Linked DNA regions of Mus musculus: region 2 is linked to region 1. The links are chromatin loops, found by intact Hi-C in ENCODE. Cell type or tissue: left cerebral cortex. All regions are shown on one strand. Each heading gives the region's core, and the rest is flanking DNA. Links, peaks and the distances in the headings are about the cores only.

The links. Hi-C counts contacts between places; a loop is a spot of excess contacts. Peaks named below come from ENCODE experiments on the same cell type or tissue, not always from the same donor. Only the 100,000 strongest peaks of a DNase experiment are listed, where the experiment ranks them.
Region 2: a loop joins it to region 1, with 2.2 times the contacts of the local background. A loop is called at or near these places in 3 of 42 quality-filtered maps.

Annotation. Positions count from the first base shown.
Region 1 is chr3:69,364,709-69,375,528 of GRCm38, forward strand. All of the region lies in intron 1 of Ppm1l (protein phosphatase 1 (formerly 2C)-like), which reads left to right. Among named protein-coding and RNA genes, the nearest start is that of Ppm1l, 53 kb to the left of the region's middle. In left cerebral cortex, for the core only: a CTCF peak has its summit at 4,857 (motif pointing right); DNase peaks (open chromatin) are centred at 3,365 and 3,943; H3K4me3 peaks cover 747 bases; H3K27ac peaks cover 1,359 bases.
Region 2 is chr3:69,459,485-69,470,304 of GRCm38, forward strand. All of the region lies in intron 1 of Ppm1l (protein phosphatase 1 (formerly 2C)-like), which reads left to right. Gm52607 (a long non-coding RNA gene) reads right to left here and starts at 2,649. Exons shown (of 3, transcript XR_003954496.1): 1 at 2,617-2,649; 2 at 2,051-2,213; 3 at 1-15. In left cerebral cortex, for the core only: a CTCF peak has its summit at 6,556; DNase peaks (open chromatin) are centred at 6,479, 7,147 and 8,587; H3K27ac peaks cover 1,882 bases.

The sequences.
Region 1 (10,820 bases), core at 2,937-7,936:
GCAGAACGCAGGGGATTAAAGACTTCCTCTGAACGCCAGCTTCCTTAGGGTTGTTGTGACCCAGTTACTTGTGCTTAGTATGAGCAAAAATTTTTTCAGTTAAAAATTAGTAAGCAAGGACTGGGGATATATGTTAAGTCAGTGACATGCCTGCCTAGCCTGCCCAAAAACCACTGGATTTTGTCCCCGGAACCACATAAAACCACATAAGAATTAACCCCAGCATTTAGGAGGTCAAGACAGGAGGAACCGAAGTTCAAGGTTGTCCTCAACTCTCTCTATATATTTTAAAAAGCAGTAAGCTGCCTATAAAGCCCTTGCTTCATGGGTAGCTGTACAAAGAGTGTAGCTGGTTTGTCTGTGACCGGGCCTCTGTGAGCCCCAGGACTTGCTAGGGGCTTGGCATGGCACTAAGTGGCCATCAGCCTAAAGTCCCAAACCCCAGTGCTGTCTCAGCGGACAGTGCTGCTGGTTTTCCTCCAAAGCTGGTGCCTGCCTCAGACCTTGGCTGGGGCAGGACTCTCTGGTCACTGTCCCGATGCCTCTCATTTCCCTCAGCTGTCTGCACTTTACACTGGATGCCTACGCTAATGTATATAGGCATCTGGGCCTTTGAGGGTGATCTTATGTCTCTTATGTCTTCATGCTTTCCCCCTTTAGTTTTAAGAGACCATGTGTATAATTAATTAGGTAAAAAACAATTCGGTCCTTTGTTTAGGGGTGGGCTTTCCCTGTCTTGTCTAGGCTGGCTTTGACTGGACTCAAGCAGTCCCATCTTAGCTTCCCAGAGAGCCTTGATTCCTCCTGTGAGCTCCTATTCTCTGCTGGATTTGAGTCTTCTGAAACAGCCCCTCTGCTAGACTGTCACTCTCATCTCCAGGTAGCGTGGTTAAGGGATGTTCCCCTTTATTTCCGTATAGAGTGACATCACACAGTCTTTCTGCTCCATACCGACATCTCTCAGATGCCTGGGATCTGGGTTCTTTTCAGTGGAGGCGATGGCTGTGGGTGGGTGTGGCTTCAGGAAAAGCCCTTCCATTTGCTCCTCAGAAACCTGGGTTAGGGAGTCCACTCTATCCTACGCTATGCTCACAGCGATGCTTTGCCTGGCTTCTCAAGGACCCTTGTCCAGTTGTCTCTTTAGAGCAGCGTTATAGATGAGGTTTTGAGAAGGTGTGCAGATGTGTTGAGAGGGAGTGTAGGTCATGCTTATTTCTGGAGCCCCTTCCTTTGCAGGGTAGTTTGCCTCTTTTAATATGTTATTTACATGCCCTGTAAGGATCTGTTTTATTTTTGTTTTTTGTCCTCTTAGCTACTGTTAATAAATAGCTTTCTTGTTTATGGGCAAAATGGCATTTTTTTTTTTCTGAGTTGTTTGATAAACTAAAGTTTTCTGTATATTAGCTATCTCTTTTATTAATGCCATTGAGACTTTGAAATGCTAAGGGGACATAAAGTTTTATGTTATTGTATTTCATCATGATTAAATATTCTTATTTATTTATTTATTTATTTATTTATTTATTTATTTATTTAATGTATATGACTGTACTGTAGCTGTCTTCAGACACACAAGAAGAGGGCATCAGATCCCATTACATATGGTTGTGAGCCACCATGTGGTTGCTTGGCATTGAACTCAGGACCTCTGGAGGAGCAGTCAGTGCTCTTAGTGCTCTTAAACACTGAGCCATCTCTCCAGCCCATGATTAAATATTTTATTACATTTTTTGTAGTGTGCGTGCATGTATGAGAGAGAGAGATGAGAGAGAGAGAGAGAGAGAGAGAGAGAGAGAGAGATATGGATGGTGGGGGTGGTCAGAAATTGAGTCTGTTCTGTCCTTCCACAATGTAGATTCTGGGGATTGAACTTAGGTCTTCAGTGTAGGCAGGAAGCACTTTTACCCACTGCCCACTGAGATATCTCACTGGCCCACAAATATTCTCCAAACCACGGAGCAGCAACAGACTTGTAGCTTTAAAGAAATTATTTAACAGCAGTTGTCTTGGCGGTTCCTTTGTTTATGAACTAAGATAGATGCAATTTTCGCATTGTTCTACAAATATAGAAAGAATACTCTGCATCCTGTCATAAATCCAGGGCAAACTAAGCTATTGATTTAGCTTCACAGGTCTGGGGAGCACGCCTCGACCACTCGCCTGCCTGCACCCGTATAATCGCAAACAAGGGACCCGGGGCAGCAGCGTCCTTATAGACAAATGGGAAAAAGGAGGTTTTTAAGGGCATTAGATTAGTATTATTTTTCTAAACCAACTAGGAAGATGTTTTAGCTTGCATAGATCACAAAAGTAAAGTAAAGGAGCCATTCCGAAGGAAGACACGGGGCTGCGATGATAGCTCAGTAGAGGAGCCCGTGCTGGCTTGTCCCACGTGCACGGACGGGGCTCCGAGTTAGATCCCCAGCACCACAAAACAAAAAAGCAGAATAAAACAAGAAAAGCCACAAAACAAAACAGTAGCCCACAGCAGATGCTGTTGGACAGAGCTCAACCTTCTGCCTCCAAGGGCTGCCTCTTTCCTCCCTGCCTAGACTTCATCTCCTGGGCTCCCCTCTGGAGGGGCTGTGTAGCTGGGCAGCTGGGTCCTGCACAGTGGGTTCTGCACAGACCACGCACACAGGCACAGTGGACTAGCTTCAGCTTCAGCGAAACAGGAGGAGGATGCAGCAGAACGAAGGCTCCGTCTAGGACCTAACCCAGCAGCAGCCCGAGTCCTCTTCACAGTCATGGTACTTAGCTCTAGGATCTGACTCAGATGCTTGTCCGTGACCGTCTTCCATTTCAGCAGAATGTTCGTCAAGTATAACTTTTTTTTTTTTTTCCGGAGCCTATATTTTCTGCTGGCAAATATGACTGGGAAATGCTTGCACATTGCAGCTAACTTTCAGAGCCCCGGGCCCTCACTGGCATGTTAAAGGCTGTGGGAAACCTGTTTCATCCAGGGCTAAAACATTTTTGCTCAGTGGATACTCTTGCAGGGTATAACTGTTCTTATGGGCTCGAAATATCTGGCATCCCACAGGGAGAAATTCTTCCCAGAAGCCCGAGCAGAGCTCAAGAGAAGGGGAGAGGTGGAGAAATGAAGAGAAAGTTATCATTTGCTAAAACAAACCGAGCGTTTGACCTGTTGCCTAGGGCAGGGCTCTGAATAAGGGCACTCTGTCGATTCCGTGGATAGAGACCAGGATGAGAATGCTGAGTCATTTTCCCCAGGCTCAGATGCCTCAAACCAAAAGGATAAGACATCTTACTGAAATACGTACCATTCAGGTAACCAAGATCATTTTCCCCACATCCCTTCTCTGCTTTCTGTGTTCTCACAAAAATACGCTGTCGGAATATAAAGCCTCTGCTTTGCATAGAGCTCCCCGTTTCGCTTCAGTCAAGGAAGAGATGGAATTGTTCTGTAACACCTAGATTTCCATTAAACAACTCTGCTTTCTTGCTTGGCAGCTCAGATTGGTCTGTGCTGTAAGCCTCTCCTGCCTTTGCTGTCCCAGTTCTGGGGTCTTTTGTTTTAAGACTCAGGAATCTTGGGCGATGGGAGATGGGTCGTGTGCAGACGTGAGCGTGTCAGTGACCAGCAGCGATTTTGATGGTGGCTGTTAAGGTGAGGTCTTTGTGACAAGGGTGAGGATTATTTACTACACCCTGTTTTTCTTTGGGGAGAGAAAAAAAAAATCATGTAATGAAATGTGAAAGAAAACTCATTTTCTTTTGAAGACATAAATATAGCCTGAGAAAATATAGTTAAAATGTGAGACTTGAAGTCACGGAATCTAATTTTTTTTTTAGACCGACTAAATTCAGGCTGTGTAGTGATGGGATATTTTTGGTTTGAGTTAAAAATGTCCCCAAATTCTTTAATTTTATATCAAGGGTAGAGTTCTTTCCTGTCTAGAGGAAAACCCAAGCCCCCCAATTCGAGCTTGGGATAAGAGAGGTGGGGCTGGGAGCATCACAGGTGATGTCATGGCTCTGTATTGCTGCATCAGTGGGCAGCAGGAAGGCAGCTTTGTCCATTCATGAGGCCCTGTTATCCGATCTGAGAGCTGCCTTGGCCTTTCTTTTGACCTTATTTTGCCCTTACAGTGAGGACCTTGGCTACGTAGTTATTCCACAGCTAGTTCTCCTTCCTTTTTCTCTCCATTCTATTATGTCCGAGTCTTTTAAAATTAATAATATTAGATTAGAATAGCTATCAGCAAAATCAGCATAGCTACTAGTGATTATAAGTTCTTGTTGGTGATATTGGCATAGAGTACAATGTAGAATGACCGTAATCTGATAGAAAAATGGCGACAGGCTTATTGTAAGAGAAAGAATTTAAATGTATATCTCTATCTATCTATCTATCTATCTATCTATCTATCTATCTATCTATGTATATATATGTATACACACATACATACATATGTATATGATGAGTTTTGGGTTCTTATCTCTTGATCTCATAATTACTTGAATACTTTAAGACAACTGTGTTATCACTGATGGGAGAAGCTTTTAAGGGGAGTTGGATGTGATTGAGGCTCGTTGGTTTATGGAAATTCTCTTGTGGATATATTTTGATGGAAGAGATAGTGACCAGTGAGTATCTTTTCTTGATGGAAGCCTGGAGTAGATGGTAGAAACAGAGACAGAAGTGGAGACCCAAGAATGAATTGCGGAGCTGTTAATACATTACATAGAGTGTAGTTACCCATTACTATAATATGTAGACCTGCAGTTAGCAGATGGAAAGAAAGGGCTTTAAAGAATTTTTAAAAAAATTTTAATTTTGCTTATGTGATTGGGTGTGTGCATGTGACAGCAGGTGGCTACAGAGGCCAGAAGAGGGCGCTATATCTTCTAGAGCTGTCCTTACAGATAGTTGGCCAAACTTGGGTTCTTTGCAAAATCAGTACATGCTCTTGATTGAAGGAATCATAGTATGGGAAGAGCAGAGACGTAGGTGCCAGGGATTCTCAAAGAGGGGAGAGTCAGCTTTAATAGTGCCAGATGCTCGGAAGATAGCAAAGAGGAGGAAGGACACTGGGTTTGGCAGGATGTATGGACATGTCAAGAGCAGCGTTGGACACGAAGCAAAGGTTTGATTAGAGCAGAGACAGCTGCATCTTAGGAGTTAGTATGGAACATGAAACCATGTAAACTATGAAAAGAACAGTCCCAGGCATGTTTTATGTAAAATTAGCACATCAGTCAGATGGGGCAGTAGACTTGTTTGCAAGCCTCTATGTAGTGTTGAGAAATCCTGGTTAACTGAAATGCCTTCCCTGAGGTATTGAGCTCCTTTTAGCCAACTTTTGTCTTCCCTTCTGTCTTGGTGCCCATTATCAAATATAGTTTCTCCTTGGTGCCCTTTTGAGTGGTTGTTGAGTTCCATTCTACACATTTACAAGATTAACATCACTGGCTACAAACATACTACTTTTGTCTTTCTGTTAGCTCATTTATTTTCCCTTTGAAGGCAGGGTCTCATTCTATGCCTAGTTTGGCCTGGGAATTGTTATGTGGCCCAAGATGGCCTTGTACATGCGTATATGACTTTTGTCCTACCTCAGCCTCTCTGAGATAGCATTATGGGTGTGAGCCCATACCATCACTTTGTCAGGATTTCAGTGAAAGTATAAAATAGTGTCTTCTTATTTGAGATTTCACTTAACTGTTTTCAACTGTGGTTTGAGAAATGTTAAGTGGAAAAATTTCAGAAATAGCAATCTAAAATTTAGAAGTAATTTTATGGTATTTTAATAACAATTCTGTTTTATTATTTCTATAAATTCTCTTCAGTTATTGTCAATCTTTGATCCTAATTTATAAATTAAACTTCTTCATAATTTGTATATTTAGGACAGTATACAGTATACATAGGGTTCATTACTGTACTTGGTTGTAGGCACCTAGATAAAGGTAGGGTTTTAAGCTCTGCGTTAATAATGTGGCAGAGTTCTTCACCAACACTTCACGTGTATTTAGATAAAGGTTGCAAAATAATCTTTGTTTTCTTTCATGCTTTTAACATTAAATGACACACAGCTAGCGAATTTCAGATATCAAGTCTTTATCTTAGATTTACCATAATGGATGAGTCTGACTTTTTTTTCATTTATTTATTTTTTTAATTAGGTATTTTCTTCATTTACATTTCCAATGCTATCCCAAAAGTCCCCCATACCCCTCCCCCCCAACTTTCCTACCCACCCACTCCCACTTCTTGGCCCTGGCGTTCCCTTGTACTGAGGCATATAAAGTTTGCATGACCTATGGGCCTCTCTTTCCAGTGATGGCCGACTAGGCCATCTTCTGATACATATGCCGCTAGAGACACGAGCTCTGGGAGGGTACTGGTTAGTTCATATTGTTGTTCCACCTATAGGGTTGCAGATCCCTTCAGCTCCTTGGGTACTTTCTCTAGCTCCTCCATTGGGGGCCCTGTATTCCATCCCATAGCTGCCTGTGAGCATCCACTTCTGTGTTTGCCAGGCCCCGGCATAGTCTCACAAGAGACAGCCATATCTGGGTCCTTTCAGCAAAATCTTGCTAGTGTATGCAATGGGGTCAGCGTTTGGAGGCTGATTATGGGATGGATCCCCGGGTATGGCAGTCTCTAGATGGTCCATCCTTCGTCTCAGCTCCAAACTTTGAGTCTGTTTTTCTGATAATGGATGTGTCAGTAGTTTTCCTGTTTGTTGCTGTCACTGATGTTGCTGCGAGTGTTTTTGTATTGACTTCTTGAGTATAAATGAAAGAGATATTAGGGATATATTTGTATGGATGAAGTTATCAGCCAGTAATATATGCATACTTTAAGCTTAACTAGCTATCACTAAATTGTTCCCCACATTGATTGAATTAAATTATCATTCCATTACAGTGTATCACAGGTATTGGGCTGAGGTATTGTGTGAGAGGTGACATTGCCAGTACCTTGTTCCTCTCTAAGTTTTGAACCCTTGGTATGTAAGTGTTGGTGATACTGAGATCTGAACCAGGGAATTTAACCGTAGGAAGTCTTGGTGAACCTGGCTTGTTCTTTGAGAGCCTACCTGTCAGTGTTAGTTGGTTTAATGGCATGTTGCTATTCCTGAAAGCTGTACCCTTTGATTTGTTTTGTTGCTGCTTCTAACCAGTCCGAATCATTTTATTTTTCATTTATTGCTACAACTAAAAACAAATAAATGAAAATAAAAAATGTAAAGGAGAAAACCCAACACACTGAAACCCTTGTCCACAGGGTCCTGGCTGCATTGGCAGAAGCAGTGAATTGCAATTTTGTATGTAATTAAAAATTGCCCCGTGTCGTTCTAGAGATGGGGATGCTTGGAAATAACCCTGTAAGTCGTGAGTAGGTCCCTCTGGGGAACTTTAGATTGCAGCAGTGCAGCTCTGAGTCCGGTACTGGACCTGAGATCCACTTTCTCTGCAGTGCCAGCTTACTTAGGACTCTTCCATATGTCTTCCACTCTCCAAAAGTTTATTCCTGACTTTTCTTTGTATTTGTGCGTTTCTCTGGAATCTCATTGCATTCCAGTAGAGTCTTGGCAGATGACAAGATAAATGCGTATTCAATATTCCTTCTATTAATAGCAATGCGATCTTTATTGAGCTCTTATTAGTGAAGTGTTGCAATAAATAACATTACCTACATAGTTTCATATCATCCTTTTCTCAGAGTCTTAGGATTCAGAGACAAGGGCAGGGTCAGAACCCATGTCATCTGGCTGCAAAGCCTGTCTTCCCCTCACTGTACAAAAGCCTTACAGAGTTTTATAAAGAATAATTTGAGGGGGCATGGTGGCCTGTGCCTCCAGTTGCAGTGATCACCAGTCAGAGATCAGTGTCAGCGACATCCTGTCTCAACTAATGGACAAAGGAAATAAAGAAAACAAAAACAAACAACAGAAAAGAGAATTATCCTATTGTTATGTATTTTATTTTACTTTCTATACCACTGTTTGTTAAATATAAGCTAATTATAATTAACGATAAACCATCTAACTCAGTTGTCATTGTTTGAAACCTATCTCTTTTGGATTCTCTTTCTGAAAGCAACTAATCAAATAAGATGTTCCTTGTATGAAGAAATGTTATCGTAAAAGAAAATGATTCTGTTTTGTTTCATGTGTGTGTGTGTGTGTTTTGTCTGCATGTGTGTCTGCAGCATGTTCATGCCTCATGCTCTCAGAGGCCAGAAGAGGGCGCCAGAGCCCCTAGAACTGGTGTTGCAGATGCTTGGTTCTGGGAACCAAACATGGGTCCTTTGGAAGAGCAGTTGGTTTTAACTGCTAAGCCGTTTCTCTAGCTTCTAAAAAGTAAATGTGTTGTTTAAATGAAAATATGAGATTTCAGGATTCTGATGCTGAAGGAAGACTCAGGAGATCCATCTGGCTGCAAAGCCTGTCTTCCCCTCACTGTACAAAAGCCTTACAGAGTTTTATAAAGAATAATTTGAGGGGGCATGGTGGCCTGTGCCTCCAGTTGCAGTGATCACCAGTCAGAGATCAGTGTCAGTGACATCCTGTCTCAACTAATGGCAAACCTTCTACGGATATTTTGTGTAATTAAGGTAAAAAAAAAATAGAACAAGAGTGTTTTTTGCATATTTTTATTTGTGTCTTAGGTATTTAATAGTGTGCTATGCTATAGGTTCTTTCAAACACCTGTGTTTTTTAAAAAAAAATACCTATTTTAAGTAAGCTATCTAACTTTACTGGGCATATTGATAGTAATTTTTCATGAGTAGTATTGATTAGAAGGTATATTTCAATTTTGGAGAGTTGTGAGATACAAATTGCTGTATTATAGTGATAATAAAGTCTGACGGTGGTAATAATACTGTATTTAAACAAAACAAGTAGAAAGCTATAGGAAAACACGAGATAGGAAAAGGAACAAGAAAAAAATCTTAGAAGACAGTGAAAAGTCACACTCATAAAGTAAGATGGAGCCATCTTCTGTTATCTCCAGGGGAAAAGGAGAGCCTGCTTTGCATAAATTAGCATGCATAATGTGTGTAGGCAGCGGACTCCTGGACGGTTGCCAGAGAGGCTTTTGGTAAGATGAAATTCATGGGAGTCTTATTCACAAGACTCCAGTGAATCTTGTTTTGTCTTCTGCTTGTTTACTTCTTTTGGTTTTTCTTAAAGTTGTTCTTGATTACAGGTGACTGGAGCAATGGGGAAATTCTCAGAATTAGTTATTTTGAAATGTTAATGCAAAGTGAAGTTGAGGCTCTTAGATGGCCACGCAGATTATAAACAGTTGTACTTTAAGGGCCAGTGCCAGGGTATTGGACAAGGGAGATGACTAGGTCATGAAGGTGATACCCAGATAAACAGGATTGTTCTCTTGTGAGGAGAGCTGAGTGAGGTAACCCGCTTCTTCTGCAGTGGCGGGGTAAAAAGGCTGTCTGCGACATGGAGGGGCCAGAGCCTGACTGCTGTCACCAGTACTTCCTCTTTTACTTTCTAGAACAATGGTAAATACATTTCTAGTCTTACGAGCTAGTTAGTTCCTGGTATTTGATACAGCAACTGCAAACTAAGAAAATACTTAAAAGTACCGAATCATATAGCTGATAGTATTTTTAATTTATTTATTATCGTGTCAGGACAGGAAATTTTCTCTCTCTGTATATTTGTATATGTGTATATCAAGATTAGAGGACGATTTTGGGTGTCATTCCCCCACCCCGTTTTTTATTAAATTTGTTCTTTGACAATTTTATATGTGGATATAACACATTCTGATTACTCTCTCCCGTGTCATCTCCACCCACCAAATCCTTTCCTGTTATGTTGATTCCTTTTTTTTTTTTTTTTAAATATGTATGGCTATTTGGCTGCATGTGCTTGTGTGTCTGTGTACCACATGTTCATCTGGTGCCTGTGGAGGCCAGAGAGGACATCAGTTACAGATCGGTGTGAGCCACCACGTAGGGTTGGGAACTGAACCAGGGTCTGCTGGAGGAGCAGCCTCTCAGCTGCTGAGGCTCCTCTCCAGCCTGGGTTGTTTTCTGAGGCAGGCTCTCCCCTTGACTTGGGGCTCACTGATTAGGCTGAGATGGCTGGCCAGTGAGACCCGAGATCTGTCTGCATCTGCCTTCCCAGCCCAAGCTCATGCCGCGAGGCCCAGCTTTTTGGTGTAGGGCAAGCACCAACTGACTGAGCTGAGAATTTTTTTTTTTTTTTTTAATGTAGAAAATCCCATGGATTGGAGCGTTATACAAGCCAGCTTGTTCATTCTGTAGCCAGCCGTCCAGTTTAAACTCTGCTCCCCACCTGCCAAAAGTAAACCCCGTGATATTTGGAGTTCTAGATGAGACAGTGTGGCTGGGCCAGTGTAACTCCACCACTGGGATCGTGGCCACAATCAGGCTCTGTCACTGAAAGCCTGGTGGGTGGCTGCATATAGAGCTATGTCCTTCAAAGAGGACGGAGGGGCAGAGAGAACAGCTTCATGGTCAAGTGCTTGCTTAAGGTGTGGAGACCTGAATGCCATCTCAAACACTGAGAAAAACCAAACCAGGTGGACCTGTTCTAGTGCCACGAACAGCCCAATTCAGGACTAATTATAGCTCACATTTTAAACATGTATTTTTATATTTTCCTTTTTTTGTAACTGTTGCATGAAAGTTGTGTATATTAATGTTACCATATAATGTCTAATATGTGTACATACTGTATAATGTGTTTTCTTAAGCATTCACCATATTTTTATAGTGACAACCTTCATAATGTTGTAGTTTTTGAAGTGTGCATCACACCATTGTTCCCTTGTTCCTTGTGCTGTGCACA
Region 2 (10,820 bases), core at 3,646-8,645, 95 kb after region 1:
CCCTGAGTTCAATCCCTGCCATAACAAACAATGAGAAGCTGTTATGTGAAGCAAAACCACACACAGGGCTAACACTTCAGGTGGGGTGGGGGTGTCCCTTGGCCATGGTGGAGGAAGACAGGGTGGGAGACAGAGCAGCCCGAGAGTAGTGCCATCTCTGTGCATTGTTTCAAGCTAAAGTTTCTCAGGAAGAAAGTAGGCACAGAAGCTTGGCGAAGAGCTGCTGAAGTTGACAGAGAGCTAAGACTGGTGAAGGTCATGTGTCTCTGGTCTGTCACAACATCATAGATCAGTGGCTATCACTGAGGGTCTTACAAGACAGTAAGTACTTGGTTCGGTGAAGTCAGGCACACACACAAACAAGTTGCTTAGTGGGACAGGTTTGGTCTCACATTCCACTGTTGCTTAAAGGTATCATAAGTATTAAAGGGATCCTGGTCAAGTAGCTTTATAAATAGCCTGCTCTGTCTGGTTGTATGGATGAATGTACCTAGAATTAAGTTTCTGTGTAACGACGTGTCAGGGAAAGTGTTTCTACTTTTAGAAATTACTGGCCTTCCTAGACTTCGCATTTTGGCTTTAATTACCTTGAATATAACAAATCAATGAACAGGAGGTGAAGTTATCCCTGGGTGACTAAACAGACAACGTACATCTTTTTCTCCCTTCGTCTGCTTTAGACACAGGAGGATTCTTCCAGCCTCATCTAGAGCTTATGTGTTCTTACATTAAAGACCATTCCCATGACCTTCGTGATTTTTTTTTTTCTGTGTCGAAAGCTATTAAACACAAAAAGGCAGGTGGAGAGGGACCCTCAAACACATACGCACTGACAGCAGGCTACCGAAGACTGCCTGAAAAATGATGTTATTTCTCAGCGAGGCCAATAGAAGACCCTGTAATATAGGGGTAGCAAGCCACAGCGGACCCTAGAACATTCCTCGTGACAGCGCATCCCGACAGGTAATGGCCTGAAATATGAAGTAGACATCACCTCACCGTTGCTCTGTGGGTTCTTTGTTTATGATAAGATTCCAGATAGATTTCAAACCAAAACAATCAGACCGAATCCATTACACCTTGAATATTTGGAGCATCTGGAAAATGTTGAATTTGTCTCCTTTTACCTGCTTATGGCCATCTTTTCACTGGAAGGCTGGCTCAGCTGCCTCCCCTCTGTCACCTTCTGCTTGTATTAGCACGGCGCTCGCAATCATTTGGTGATTTAAACTAATCCCAGAGTAACTCATGGCAAGCCAATGCCTGTGCAGCACTTTAGAAAATGCAGCCTGCAGGAACCTTCTCAGAATTTTGGGCTCTAATCTGTATGGAAATTTATATCATAAAGCATCGTGGCCAATATGAGTTCAGAGTAGGGTCAGGAATATCTAAGGTTTGGAAAATGGAACAATCTGAAAAGTTTTAAAAACATGTTTTCTAATATAATAGAAAAATAAATGTCTCTCTCCTTCTGCATCTTCATTTTGTATAAAAATATTCACAACAAATGTAGAATTAAATAGGGGATAGTCTTATTACCTAAAAATTATTTTGGAAGGCTAGGTATGTAGTTCAGGTGGCAGAGGGCTTGTCTAGCACGAATGAAGCTCTGGTTTCAGTCCCCAGCATGACATAAACCCAGTGTGGTAGTGTATTTTTACAACATCAACATTCAGGAGATGAAGGCAAAGGGAGTTCAAGGCTGCCCTGAGCTACATGGCAAGTTCAAATCCAGCCTAGGCTAGGTGAGACTCCCTTGGAAAGTGATGTTTTAGTGAATCATTAATAATCACTGCCAATTTGATTCTAATAGTGTGGGTTATTTAACTGATCTAATTACTAATAAGACTATGTGTTTCGCAGAAAATTTTAATCCAGAAAATAGAAATAGTTCAGTGCGGACAAAGTTGGTGGTGATAAAAAATTGGCATAGAGGAAAATGACATGAGGTAAACTTCAGAGTGCTGCACTCATATCGTTTTGACTTGGAAATCCATCCAAATGACAGGAGACCATGTTTAGTGTTTAGAAGAGGGAGTAAAACACTCACATGGTTAGTGAAGAACTTGCAGTATCTCAGACTAGGATGATGGCTTTGGATTCCTCTATTTGCATGAGTGCCAATCATACGATCAATACTATTGGTTGAGGTAGATCTCACTAAACACCACATGAAGAGTCTGGTTGAGCCAGTTTCTTTTAGGATCTGAACTCTGTCGAGGCAAAAGTTTTCTAAGCAAACCTTGTTCTTTTCTCTATCTGATCTCATTGTATGTCCACCGATGTGTTTATGTAAAGAGAAATAGGGGGATATGTTCTATGGGGGTGTGGTGAGGTATGGGGGAAGGGGATGTCTCAGCAGATCCATGCCAAGGCATCCCTTCCCCCTGAGGGACCAGTACATGACAGTATAATATAGAATAGAGTTTATTCAGGGCATGGGGAGGGGAGTTAGAGGGTAGTAGAGGCAGAGAACAGCAGAGAGAGAGTAGAGAAGTAGAGGCTGGCCATGAGCACATGGAGAGGAGTGGGAAGGAATGGGGAGAGATGGGGAAGGGAAGAGCAAGAGAGCAAGAGACCCAGAGAGCAAGAAAGGAACAAGAGAGCCACTCTTACCTGGCAAGCAGCCCCTTTTATACTGGGTTAGGCTTACCTGGCTGTTGCCAGGTAACTGTGGAGTGAAGCATACCTGGCTGTTGCCAGGTAACTGGGGTGGAGTTTAAACAGAATGCTAACATCCCCGTACCCTTCTGTTTCTTCTTCATTTGAGTTCCTAAATGAGATGCTTAAGAGCTGCTCTCTTTCTCTCTCTCTCTCTCTCTCTCTCTCTCTCTCTCTCTCTCTCACTACATGGTTAAACTGTGTCCATTCGAGTAGCATTGCCTTAAAGCAGTGGTTCTCAGCCTGTGGATTATGTCAAACAACCTTTTCAGGGGTCAAGCAACCTTCTTTTCACAGGGGATTTCCTAAAACCTTCTGCATATCAGATATTTACATTACAATTTATAACAATGGCAAATTACAGTTATGAAAGAGCAATGAAAATAATTTTACAACTAGGAGTCAGCACTACACGAAGATCTGAATTAAAGAGTCACAGCATTAGGAAGGTTGAGAACCTTAAAGATAAAAATATACACATATCTTCCCCAACATTTCTCAGTGGTGTCACAGGTCTGCTTGTCCTTAGCCTGCTGCTCACTGGAAGAAGACCTTACACATACTGTATTGCTTGTTGAACAAAAGCTTAGCTTTAAGGTACTTTTCATTCACAGTGTTGAAATATATCCTGTTAGAAAGAGAATACAGATCAGGAGGTGGGCATGGTGGGCTCATGGGTGGCTAAGGTAGGAGGCGTCCCGTGAAATCCTGTCTCAAAAAGGCGGGGAGGGGCCGTGCACTTGCCCTTGCCCCGTTTTGCAGTGGAAAGGTAGCAAGTAGCTACTCTAAATTGCTCTGCGCTAAGCACTTGTCTTTTTTGTTGTTGTTGCTCAGGCTAAATCAACTTTAAAGCCTCTCTTGCTCATGAAGACCTAATATCATTCATTATCAGAGTCTCCCACCACCAAACTTCCGCTATGACACCTGTCAGGGTTTAAGTGAATTGTGGGAATTTAGGGAGAAGGCCACTATCAGTTATTGTAACTTCCGATTCTTTGACAAGGCCAAAATAGCAGTGTACTTTGTGAAGGTGGGCAGCTTCCCAAAGTGCCTGCCCCATAGTCCTCGTCCCAGAAGGTGTATCACACAGTACCAGACTCAAGTAGAATGTTCTAGGGCCAACCACTGCATCCATTTGTGGCTATCTTTCTCAGAAATCTACAGTTCTATGACAAATAAGGGCCAAGACCCCAAACTCTAAGGTACCTGCCTCTTTCTTTCTCATCCCAGGATTTCACCTCCTCAAAGTGCCTCTACCTTTAAAACAGAGTTTAACAGTGGGAGCTAAATTAGAAAACCCCGAGATCAAACCCTGTTTGCCTTTTCTGCTCAAAAGGACTTGGTTTATGGGTGCACCGAAAGATCCCCTATCCTTCAGGCTGGACTGCATGCTGCCACGAGACAGCTGAACTCACCAGATGCATTTATGCATTTGATCTCCATACCTTGCTGCATTACATTCTCTGTCATCTGTATTGTCTTCCAAAAGCTATCATGACATGTTCTGCAGTTTAAGGATTTAGGATTCTATGTATTCTGCCAGATAGACTTCACACACACACACATATACACACACACACACATACACACACACACACACACACACACACACACACACACACACACACACACAAGTAAGAGGATGTGGTCAGAGTCTCTCTCACAAAATGCTGGTTCTAAAGACTGTGCCCAGACTTTTCTCATATGCTAGAAACTTACTATTGCATGGTCCAGTTTCAGCGTGAAAATGTGCATACCAACCCCCTGTGGCATACGGGAAGGTGACCACACCTGAAAGACATAGACTGTGATCATATTGTCTTGCATCTTTATTCCTCTTTCCAGCCTTATCTTGCTTAGTCTGTATCTAAAATCTATGAAGCACTATTTTCTTCTTCCAGTGTTGCTAGACACAGAAAATTGGGTTCGATCTCACTAAGCAAAGTTTATTGAAGTTCCTGATATTTAGACAGTCCATGTTCTTCACTGTAGTATGTGTCTAAGAATGTCAAAAAACAAAAGCAACAAAAGCTGATTGCTATTTAATCTTTCCTCCTGCGTAATTATGGTAGAGCCTGCAGGCATGCCATTAATTGATTCCAGCCATACTGACTGGGCAATCAGCAGACTAAACATGAGGGTGACTGAGTCAGAGATGGGATGAGGAAAAACTGGAGATTTTATTTTTATTTTTAAAGGTCTTTAGGTATGTGTGTGTTTGTCTGTCCGTCTGTCTGTCTATATGACTTTCATTGCAATCTTCAAAGTCTAGAGGTTTTTAAAAAGCTTTTTTTTAAAAAAAAACTTCCAATTCTAGTGACTTCTCTTTTACTTATAGCTAGGTAAATTTTTAAATTTTTACGTGTAAGCATGATTTGCCTGGGTGTTTGTCAGTGCACCGTGTGTGTGCAGTATCCAGAGAAGTTTAAAGAGGGTATCAGATCCTCTGGGATTGGATTTACAGACAGCTTTGAGCCACTGTGTGGGTGCTGGGGATCAAACCAGTACCCTTTACAAGAGCAGCATGTACTCTCAACCACTGGGCCATCCCTCCTGCCCCAAGTTTAATATTAATTTTAAGTTATCTCTGGTCTTATCTACAGAGATAATAAAGCATTTCAGCTATTTTTATAAATTTAATAAATCTCCATTCCCTTTTATTTAAATTGTCTGGTTTTAAATATCACTGGTTTGTAAATCATAATACATTCAGATCTAGTAAATAACAACAAGCATCATTTTTAAACTTATGCTTTAAATAACATAAAATGCCAGAAGTGAGTAGATTACTGAATGGGAAATTACTTTTTAAAAATGTTTGTCATATTTCAAAACTTTTTGAGCATCTAGGATATAAAAATACAAATCCATTTAAGGAAAGCAGTTGGTGTTTCTGTTAATTAAGACTTGTCATGACCAGGCAGTTTAGTCAGTTCTAGTCTTAGAGCTGCAAAGACCCAGAGCATGGCGAAGCACTGTCAGAGAAAGTTATCTAATACCATATAATTCAGAGCTATTTCTGCATATACGGAAGCTATTCATGACCAGAGATTTCCATGTGACATCAGGTAGAGTCTTAGCTCCCTAGATGGTTCTCATACAGCCTGTTTTATTGTGTCTTCTCAGTCTTCTATGACTTAAGTCTGTGGATTTACATTTTTCCACATTACAAAGTTCTGCTGTTTTAGGGTTTTTATTGCTGCAACGAAACATTGTGACCAAAAATCAAGCTGGGGAGGGAAAGGTTTGTTTGGCTGACACTTCTATATCACTGTCCTCACTGAAGGAAGTCAGGACAGGAAGTCAAAGAGGACAGGAACCTGGAGGCAGGAGGTGCTACAGAGGCCATGGAGGAGTGCTGTTTACTGAATTGCTCTTTGTGGCTTGGTCAGCCTGCTTTCTTATAGAACCCAGGACCACCAGCCCAGGGGCAGTACCACCCACAGTGAGCTGGGCCCTCCCATATCAATCAGTCATTAAGAAAATGCCAGACAGCTAGATCTTATGAAGGTATTTCCTCAACTGAGGCTCCTACCTTTCATTTGACTCTAGCTTGGATCAATTTGACATAAAACTAACCCGAACACCTGACTAATCACAAAAACCTTCATTATCCATTGAACTTTAACTTCTGGGGCCTAGCTTTTATCACTGAGTTCCCTCTAGGCCGAAAGGCTTTTGGAGCTAGGTGAGCTCTTATACTCCTCCATCTCCCCTGGGCTGTACAACCCCAACATTTACAATGATGTAAGTAAGCTTGGTCATGTTCGTGATTCCCACAGCAATGCAATCTAAAGGATTGGTGTATTTTTGGAATTGACAGCAAGCAGAATTATGTAATAGTATTTTTAGAACTATCCATATGTCAGGCACTGTGCAAGACAAAAGGAATGCAATTTTAGCCTTAAAAGACAGGAGTCCTCTCCTCAGAGAGCATCTGATAAAGCGAGGTTGAACGCAGCCCAGCAGTGAGATTTGGGGTTATGTACTTGGGTGCCTAACTATTGGGCTTGGTTTTTGTTGCCTAAACTCCTAATTCTACTCAGTTTCTTCTCTTCTAGATATTAATGCCACTCAAGGGTTGCTATAGATTTAACTTAGAGATGGTTGGTAGCAAGTTAAGTAGAGTTGGTGGTCTACTACATTCAGCCTATTGGAGTCTGGGATGATGCTTGGTTTGTTAAGATCACTCACTACTCTTGCAGAGGATCAGATTTGGTTCTTAGCACCCATACAAGCAGCTCCCTCCATCACCCTTCGTCTGGCCTCCACGGGCACTGGCACTGGGTGTGCATGGTGCACAAATTAAGATACAAGCAGAAGACCCCCCACACACATTAAAATAAAATTTATTCATTCATTAATTAGAAAGTAATCACACACAGGAAAGAAAAAGTTCACCTAAAAGCCATTTATTCATTCTGCGTCCACTGGATGCTTATTTTATAACTGAAGGTACTGTGCCTTCCAAGATTTCATGTACACATGAAATAACACTTGGTGGTGAGAGTTTGGCAGTTCCCTTAAAGTCAGCTGGGAAACTGATTCACAGTACAGAGGCCATTAGGATGGGTCCTTCCTGCTTACTTCCATTGAAGATAGTTTCTGAATGTTTTATTCTAAGCAGCCTTCCTTAAAGTCGTACTATATTTTGTGATTTTTTGGGGGGGCGGTGATTCAGAAGCTGTTCTAGTGAAGGGGTCTGGGTCGGGAAGTTCTAGTTCATTCAAGATGACTTAGGAAATGTGCCTGCCCTTAGTTTAGCGAGCTTTAGGTTATTAGGCAGTCTATGAGGTTGGGTTCTTAAATGGGCTCACACCAGTAATGCTTTGGAAATGGCCTTCCTCCTGCCCTACTGCTTCCACATCACCTCAGGTTGGAGAATACAGAGACAGTGCTAGAAAGCTAAGTAGTAAAGCGGTCAACTGGGAAAATGGCCGTTTCTCCTTCACCGCTCACTTTTAAATGCATGTGAGGCTGGCCACAAACTCAGGAACGTGGGACAGGATGGCATCTGATGACACCTTAGGGTGTCCACAGAGTCCTTTCTGTCACAATCCATGGAAGTGCATTGAGACGCCAAGTAGAAAGTCCTCTGAGTAGTTCCCTCCTGACATCTTCACACGGAGAACACAGATGGATCATACCACCTGGATGGCCTATGTGCCCACAACCCATGAAGAGAGCTACTGTGCAGAAGGGGCCCGAGGTTATCTGCAAGTGTCCTACTGAAAGTCTTCATTTCGAGCTTGTATTTTGTTTGTTTCTTACCCACTGGAATGATGAAAGACGTTTATTTTAGGAGGACCCACGTTCTTCAGAACTCGCACTTTGTTCCTACAGAGCTTGGCTGTAGGCTGTGAGGGAAACCAAGGAAAAATGACTTGAAGCCTGAAAATTTTGTAGACATCAAGTAACGTAATATTCTGGGGCGGTTCAGGAGCAGTGTGGGTAATGCTACATTTGATAAGGACATTAGAGCTTTTAGATGCTCTGGATCTCTTTCTAATGTGAAAATCTCAGGATGGAAAGGGAGTCTGGCCCAGAAAGGAGGTCATTCCTGTTTGAAGGCTCCAGATCAGGGAGAAGAAAGTGGAGCCAGCCAAATCTATCCTGATAATGGTGGGACAACTTCCAGATGTGGAAGTCACCCTAAACCTCCCATATTTTGCTAGAAAGACATATAATAGAGCTTATATAAACTGGCATGCTACAGAAATGCAGCGTCCTCAGGTTAGGTGGTATTTGGCAAGCGTGCTATTGCACAGCCTGCTCGAGTTTCTGACGTATATGCCTTCAGCTAAGCGCAACACACAGCAATTCATGCCAGGTGTGTTCTAGCAGGGTAATGTTGCCATGAGTTAACAGGTCAGCTGTGAGGTTTTTGCAAAGTGAGCCTAAAATATGAACTTATATGACTTATATGGGTGATAGGAAACATGTCACATTTAGACTTCCTTTTAGATCTCTTGTTCTGTCAGCTTTTTCCTGGCTTAAAGCCTCGTTGAGGAAGGGCTGTGGCTTCAGATTACCTAGCTGAGCAAAGTGACTGTTTGCTCCTGTTTGCTTCCATTCCCTTTCATAGCAGACTGCATCTGTGCAAACAGCTCGATGCGCAGGAAGGAGAAAAATCAAGAAGCCATCCCTGGTCATTGAGATCTGCTCTTAACAATTCTGAGTATGAAAACCACATGCTATTTCCAAATGAGAAGCAGTCATGGCCATTTTGTTTTGCAGTGGCTGCTCTGCAGGTCTGGTTTACCAGGCTTACTGAAAACCATTACTTAAAAGCACTACATTTGCATGTGTTAAGCCTGAACTCTGAATTCCAGTTCGTACTCACGCTGCGGGTGGGTGTTGGAAATGGGGATCCTGAAGTTTTCAAGTGATGAAATGATTCACTGGAGTCTGGCATACTGCTCTAAATTGATCCTTAACAGTAACGTTTGTAACCTGTCATTTCCATGCTGGCTGTAATGCGTTTAGGAAATGATTCTTTGCATGCACGTATTACTGCAAAAATAATCTGCCGTGACTGGAAGCAGAGGACCAAGTCCTTAACTTCATCATCTCAGGAAGTCCTCAGATCTGTGCCTTAATGAGATAAAAATGATGCTACCCTGTTTTTAGAGGACCCTGAGGTTTAGTTACACCAGCCAACTTCTGTAGTAACCTCAAATGTAATTATCAGTGAAAGAGAAGCAGGCACTTGAGAGGAGGAAATGACTTACACAGAGGTGTCTGCTCCTGGGTTGAACAGTTGTTTCCGGGGAGAGAAGACAGAACCCACTCAGACCGTCCACTGCCCTTTTCTGGGGAGGGGAGGGGGCTTAGAAACACATGTCCTGTATCAAGGACCTCTGAGGCAAGGCCTTGACTGAGAGTCTCGTCCACTGTCATATCTGGTCCTATTCTCTCATGCATCCTTGTTTCTTTTCTCTGCAGATGCATAACTCACACAGACACCCCCCCCCCCCATTGCTAGGGGTGTGAGAGGTAGGTCCAGTCAAGGAACTGCCACCAGATGTCATTCTGACCTTAAATGGGGTCATCATGATAGCAGTCTCTTGAGCCCCCCCCCCCCCCAACTTGCACAGCTTATTACAGATGTAGGGCCTGGGTTGGTGGAGGGAGTTCCTTAAGGCGGCAAAGCACTTATGCTTGTTTTCATTTCAGATATAATCCAAGGAGCTTGGTATAGCCCTATAAATAATCATAGATGCTCCCAGGATGCCTCATAGCACATAGTATGTCTGCAAATGAACCAAGAAATCAAGAACCATTAGGTATTCTACCTAAGGTCAGCGGTGTGCAAATAGACACTCTGACGGCTGACAAGGGGACCAGGGACTTTTTGCTGTATCTCTGCTTTGCCTGAAGCTCTGTGTACAAGGAACACCCCATGACTGAAAGCAAAGATAAGAGCCCCTAGCCTGTGCTACTTTAATACAGCAAGTTGGCAGAGACCCCTAATCAAAGCTGGGCTGTGTTATCTCTTCTATCCAGAAGCGCTCTCAAGGAAGTAATGTTGGGGAAGCAAAGGAATTTCTACTTGTGCCTTTGAAGTTGTATGGTCTGCTGTGGCTGGTGTTAAGTCGTGCTTTGAGGGGTTTAAAAGCAGGGAGCAGCCATAGAGTGAGAATATAAGGCAACTGTTTGTGTAGCTGTGTTCAAGGCCTAAATTTAGCTTCTGTAAGATATTTGTTAACCTCCTTTCTGTAAGGTACCCTCCATCTGCTGCCTGCTCCCTCCCCCCCCCCCCCCCCCCGCTTGCCACCAGCCTCCCTTCGTGGCTGTCTGACGTCCTTCTTTACATTGTAACTGTGGCTATGGTCCAATGCCAATGACTCTGCATGGCAAATTAGAGACAAACCTTTTGGCAGTGAAACCCTTACAAGCTATATGGTTTGTTTTTTATGCCAAAAAATATTTTGGGGTTTGTGGCATCTGTTATTTCTATCATGTATATGTTAGTGATTAGCATGTCTGTAAGAAAAGCTATTTGCCTGTCTCCCCCTATAGCCAGTCAAACGAAACCAGTCACTGATGGTCAGTTTTAATTGGGGATTATGTGAATTTATTATGCTAATTTCCTTTTTTGTAGGTTACCATGGGGATCAGGGGGTTTGTTCGGTTTAGGGCTCACAGACAAGGAGCAG